Linked DNA regions of Homo sapiens: region 1 is linked to region 2. Evidence: chromatin loops called from intact Hi-C (ENCODE). Cell type or tissue: dorsolateral prefrontal cortex. All regions are shown on one strand. Links, peaks and the distances in the headings refer to the core of each region. The heading gives the core; the rest is flanking DNA.

The links. A loop is a pair of places that touch in the nucleus more often than their neighbours do. Peaks named below come from ENCODE experiments on the same cell type or tissue, not always from the same donor. Only the 100,000 strongest peaks of a DNase experiment are listed, where the experiment ranks them.
Region 1: it touches region 2 in a loop (4-fold over the local background); 48 of 110 quality-filtered maps call a loop at or near these places.

Annotation. Positions count from the first base shown.
Region 1 is chr5:36,236,121-36,239,041 of GRCh38, forward strand. The region is part of intron 1 of NADK2 (NAD kinase 2, mitochondrial); the gene reads right to left. Among named protein-coding and RNA genes, the nearest start is that of NADK2, 4.3 kb to the right of the region's middle. In dorsolateral prefrontal cortex, for the core only: no CTCF peak of the experiment used is centred there; no DNase peak of the experiment used is centred there; H3K4me3 peaks cover 354 bases; H3K27ac peaks cover 1,779 bases.
Region 2 is chr5:36,161,507-36,164,427 of GRCh38, forward strand. It overlaps SKP2 (S-phase kinase associated protein 2), which reads left to right. Exons shown (of 10, transcript NM_005983.4): 3 at 2,139-2,250. Among named protein-coding and RNA genes, the nearest start is that of SKP2, 11 kb to the left of the region's middle. In dorsolateral prefrontal cortex, for the core only: no CTCF peak of the experiment used is centred there; a DNase peak (open chromatin) is centred at 1,805; H3K4me3 peaks cover 1,673 bases; H3K27ac peaks cover 2,500 bases.

The sequences.
Region 1 (2,921 bases), core at 191-2,690, 74 kb after region 2:
TTTTGTTATTTGCAATCTCATGGCTGGTCACATATTTGTAGTTTTTAAAACCTCCCCCTAGATAATGCTTATATACAGTGAAGGCTGAACATCAGGGCTGTGAAGCATGTTGGTCAATGATTCTCTAATGGTGACACTTCAGCTACTGTGATATTTAATTCTTCTACATCTTTGTGAGTTTCCTATTTAACTGCAAGTATTTATAGAAAGGGAGTATACCTTAAACCTCTGTTTTCCAAGTTGTGTTCCACAGAATTTAAAACATTTTCTGCTCCCTCCCACCAAAAAGAATCCCATAGTCAAATAAAAATCATCTTTTGCTTGGGCTCATGTTTTTCAAAGACATTTAACCCGAAACCTCTATCAAAGAATCCAAAGCTTAAGGCTTAAACTCTGACTTAAGCTTTCAGCAGCTAACATCTGGAAAGACAGACAGCTGGTAATAAGGCCCTGGACTAGAAGGAAGCTGGTCCCCAGGCTCAAGGAGAAAAGACCTAAAAATGATCTTAACAGAACATCAGAAACATTTTACTACTTTTTTTAGTGGAAGTATGGGGGTGGAGAGGACGATAAAGGAGATGCAATTCTTGCCCTCAAAGAGTTTACAGTTTAGAAAAGAAAATAATCACAGATAAGTATTATGAAGTGAAGAATGCCTAACACAATCTTGGTAGCCAGAGAAAGGCAGAGGCACAGCAAGGTTACCAAGGATGGCATCCTGAGAGAGTAATGTCTGAGCTTAACCTCAAAAAAAAAAAAAAAAAAAACAGGAATTGGATAGAGGAAGAAGAGCATTCAAATCAAAGGAGGCTACAAAAGTAGACACATAGACACTGAGAGATGCAAATTCAACCACCCTGAAATACCATCTTTCACCCACCAGGTTGGCAAAGACCCAACAATTTAATGAACTATGTATGGAAAAATAAGTCCCCTTATACAGGGCTGGTGAAAGTAAAAATCTGTATAATCTCTAAGGGAAGCAATTTGGCCAAATCTGTTAAAACTTTATATGCACAAGGCTTTTGACTCAACAATTTCAACTTTAGGTATTTGTCTTAGAGCTTGATTTACATGCATATAAACACAAATGTTATTCATTTCAGAATGTGTTTAATAGCAGAAGATAAATTAGGACACAAAATAAAGTAACATACATACTATTTTTAAAAAGAATGGGAATGTTCTTTATGACAATCTCCACAAATGCTGTTAGGCTAAAAAAAAAGGCACATAATAGCTTAAATAGTATATTATCATTGAATAAAAAGAGATGAGGCAAAGAAAAAGAATATTTCACTGTGCTGATTTGTAGGTATAGGTTGCTTCTGGAAGAAAACACAAGAAATTGATAACAGTTACTTCCAGGGACAAAACTGAATGACAAATGACAAGTAACAGAAAGACTTCTTTGTATAATATTTTGTATCTTTTATATTTTGAATCATTTTATGTGCTACTGATCCATAAATTAAACTAAATCAGTACAACATCTAATGGAAATTAACACAGTTTGAAATTGCTAGAATATGAAATTTAAGACAAGAAGTGATCAGAAGTGAAGCTCAAGAGATAGCCAGTTCATGAAGGGACTTATCTGCCATTCTAAAGATCATGAACTTGAGCCCACAACTGTGTTTCTCAGTTTAACTGGGGACCACATGCCAACCAGGGATAAAACACATCCCTGGAATTCAGCCGGAGTCATTAATTTCAGGTGTGTGCTTCATAAAACCAAAGTCTGGGAATTCTCCACAAACTGAGTCAGAGTCTTGCGGGGCTAAGGTTCAGGTGTCTGCATTTTAACAAGTACTCTTGGTGACTAAAGGGTACAGGGAGCTTCTGTGGAGTTCCAAGCAAAAGAGAGAAAGGGCCAGATGTTCACTTTAGATAGACACTCTGGTAACTGTGTCTAGAAGATTTGAGAGGAGCAAGGATTCAGTTAGAAAGCTCTGGCAGTACTCCAAATCATGCTCTTTAATTTGATTAACAATCATATTGTATGTAATATACTTATTGCATACAATGTAGCAAAAGTATACCACCTGACAAAAGTATACCATGGTACGCTTATTGCATACCCTGTGGCAAAAGTATTATCTGCCCAAGTGCTACAACCTAAGCCACAAAATCTTCAGAAAACAAAAGGGAAATCCAAGGTGCTACACCTTCCAAGTCATCTAGTTTAATCCAATAACACGGCAGACTGTTAAATGAAATTATTCTATCCCATTATGAATTTTAAAAAACAAAACTAAAAATAGGAACCAGTAAAAGGGTTGCCGAGTTGTGAGACCTGGAATGATGGAGAGGAGGGCAGAAACTGCTGACTTCTTATTTGTTCTACATTAAAATTTTTTTTCCTTATTCAGTTCCCCATCCCTGGTGACAGGTGAAAAAGAGCTTTAAATAAAACCTTTTTTTGACCAATGAGGTATGTTTCTGGTGTCAAAATCCTTTCCAAGTCAGTTTTGTTTCATCTAGAGTTCTAATTTGTGTCAAGGACCCTGTTAATAGCAATTGCACATTTGCCAACAGCTACATCTCTTAATGATGCAAGTAAATTGTAATAATAGTTTTACTGGCCTTTGAAAGGTCATGAGACAGTAGAGGTAAAATGTTTGACCAGAAATCTGATATCACAAAATAAGTCACTGGTCAATCAATGGGGAAAAAGACAAGATTTTAAAATAAAGCAATGTAACCAATATGAAACGGTAAATAAAAGTCAAAACTTTGACTAGCTTGAAGGTTGTAAACCTATTCTGTGCATGCCTTATCAACTAAAAAATATTTCCTGTAATTGTTTACATTTCTACAAAGTTAGAAAATCATCAGCCTTCAGGGTATAAAATTATACTGGCACTCTATCCTTCATCTTCCATTTGCATTTTAACAAATAGCCTAAAACAGACCTGTTT
Region 2 (2,921 bases), core at 313-2,812:
TGACTCATTCTAAGAATTACAGGTAGCTCCAAATGGCTGGAACACATTTCTAGATAACAAACCTAGGAAAACTAGTTGAGACCTGGCTGAAAGCGTTTAACTTTGTACTAAGCATTGTGGACTTTAGCCTAAATACCTGGGGTGTACCACTGAAGGATTCTAACTGGGGGAAAGACATGCTGGTTTAGAAAGACTGCCCAGGGCAGCAGGTGTTTGTCACACTCCTCGGTGTTTTTCTCCCTTGTGTCCTCAAACCCACTTATACAGGGCCTGGTACAAAGGACATGCTCAGTAAAGACTGGCACCTTTAAATGGGAGTAGGAGGAGAGAATATCACCAGAATTGGTGTAGAAGATCCATCAGAGGTGGAAAGCCTAGGAAGGCAATCATTGAACTCATCTGACTGTTTTTTAGGATTCCTTCATTGTGCATTTATTTCCTTCTTGGCAATTGTTACATTATCCTGAGCTTGTGGGATTATTCTATGTATTCATATGTAAGAGTTTCATACTTGTTGAATAGTTATTTAGAGATTGCTTCTATGAAAGAAAACTGCGCTTCCTGCATCCACCTTTCTGTTCTAAACACAGCAGCCAGAGTGATCCTTTTTGAACTTACGTGAGGGCCTGTCATTCCTGTGCTCAGAATCTTCTAGTGGTGCCTCATAGAATTCAGCGTCAAAGCCAAAGGCTTTATCATGACCTAGGAAGCCTGCATGACCTGGCTGCTCTCTGATTTTTCTACCCACCTACCTCTGCGCTCTACACTGGCCTCCTTGCTATGCCTCAAACACACATGCTGTTCCTTGGATCTAGAACACGTACACCAGATACTCACAGGGCTCACTCCCTCACTTTGTTCAAGCCTTTGCTTAGTGATCGTCATCTCAGTATGGCCTTCCCTGACCACCATGTTCAAACTTAATAACATCTGCTCTGAACTCTCTGTTCTCTCCCTTGCCCTGTTTAATTTTTCTGCACAGCACAGATCAATTTTACTATATCATATAATGTACTTATTTTTTGATGTGTGATTATCTGTTCCGCATTACTGGAATGAAGTCCCACGAAGGTAGTGTTTTGGGTCTGATTTACTACTCCTTCCCAACACCTAAAATGATACCTGGCACCATAGTAGGAGCTCAGTAAATATTTGTTGAATTAAGAAATGACAATACCCTTTTGTATTGCTCTTTTAGGTAAACTGTGCCTTTTGTAAACCTGAAAGAAAGCATATTAGTCTGTTCTCATGTTGTTAATAAAGACATACCCAAGACTGGGTAATTCATAAAGGAAAGAGGTTTAATTGACTCACAGTTCAGCCTGGCTGGGGAGGCCTCAGGAAACGTACAAGCTTGGTGGAAGGGGAAGCAAACGTCCTTCTCCACATGGCGGCATCAAGTGCAGAGCAAAGGGGTCGGGGAAGCCACTTGTAAAACCATAAGATCTTGTGGGAACTCACTTATCACCAGAACAGCATCAAATTACAGGGGCGGTTATCACCAGGTAACCGTCCCCATGATTTGATTACCTCCCACTGGGTCCCTCCCGCAACACATGGGGATTATGGGAACTACAATTCAAGATGAGATTTGGGTGGGGACACAGCCAACCATAGCAGAAAGGGAAGAAGATTTATTTGCCTTTTAAATAAGGTCACTACTGAGTCCACATCAGAGAGAAACAAGGCCTTCCTTTGCACCCAGAAGCACCACAATATCTTATTGATGTCAATGAATTGACAATGTCATTGAATGACATTTGAGAGGGTGGGACTTGCTCTGTACCACTCTTCATGCCACAGCCTCCGATTGGCTGGCTAGAGCTGAAGGGAAGAATAGGAAAAGTGTTCTGGGTTTCTCTTTTTGATTTGCTGAGAGAGTGTGGTGGTCACTTCAGGGTACATAGATGATGGAATGGGGAATTTAACACGAATTAAATTACTCATCACCACAATTATTTTTCTGTTCAACAGAAATGATTTTTCAAACAAAAATAATTGTGAGGATGAGTAATTTAATTTGTGCTAAATTCCTCATTTAAGCTAAATGTTGTATATTCTTTATGTGTTTGAAAAGACTCAGTAGACTTGATAGGGTGAAAGAATGGTGATGGCAAACACTTGTTTTCCCTCCAAAGGTGTTTCATGGGACTCCCTTCCGGATGAGCTGCTCTTGGGAATCTTTTCCTGTCTGTGCCTCCCTGAGCTGCTAAAGGTCTCTGGTGTTTGTAAGAGGTGGTATCGCCTAGCGTAAGTATTTTTCACCCCTTTGGCAAACGTAGGGGAGGAAGAGGAGAGGAAGGTTATTTATTCGTTTTGGTCTGATGAAACTAAAAACCAAGAAAAATAGAGCAGCGCAAAGCAAACTAGGTATCTTCATATTTTTATTAATCAGTGTCCTCATTTCACAGTGGAAGAGGAATTTCCTGGGAGGGATAAACTTACCAATGTCTGGAAACCTCTTTGCCCTGTATTCAGTGCAGCATGTGTTTATGGGATGCTGACTGTAGGCCAGGCGGTGTGCTTTAAGTGCGGAGAGAGTTACAGAGGTGCATGCAGACAGCGGTTCCTCACGCCGCTGGGCTGAGCAGTGAGCACAATAGGGAGAGGGAACACAGGCTTGGTGTTAGACCCGAGTGCACACCCAGCCTCTGCTGCTTACGCTCTGCATGACCTGAGTGAGTTAGTTGACACTGCTGAGCCTCAGTCTCCCCATATGTAAATGGGGATAATGGTTATGAGGAGGAAACCACTGGTTATGAGGATGAAATGTGAAGATGCTGGTGTAATGCCTGACTCACAGACATGTTCCACACAGAGTAGCCATTGGTGGGGTTGTGCTCTTTTTTTGGCAACACTTTTCAAGTGTGGAAGGTGAGTTGCATGTGGAAAGACTTGGTGAGCTGGAAAGGCAATAACAG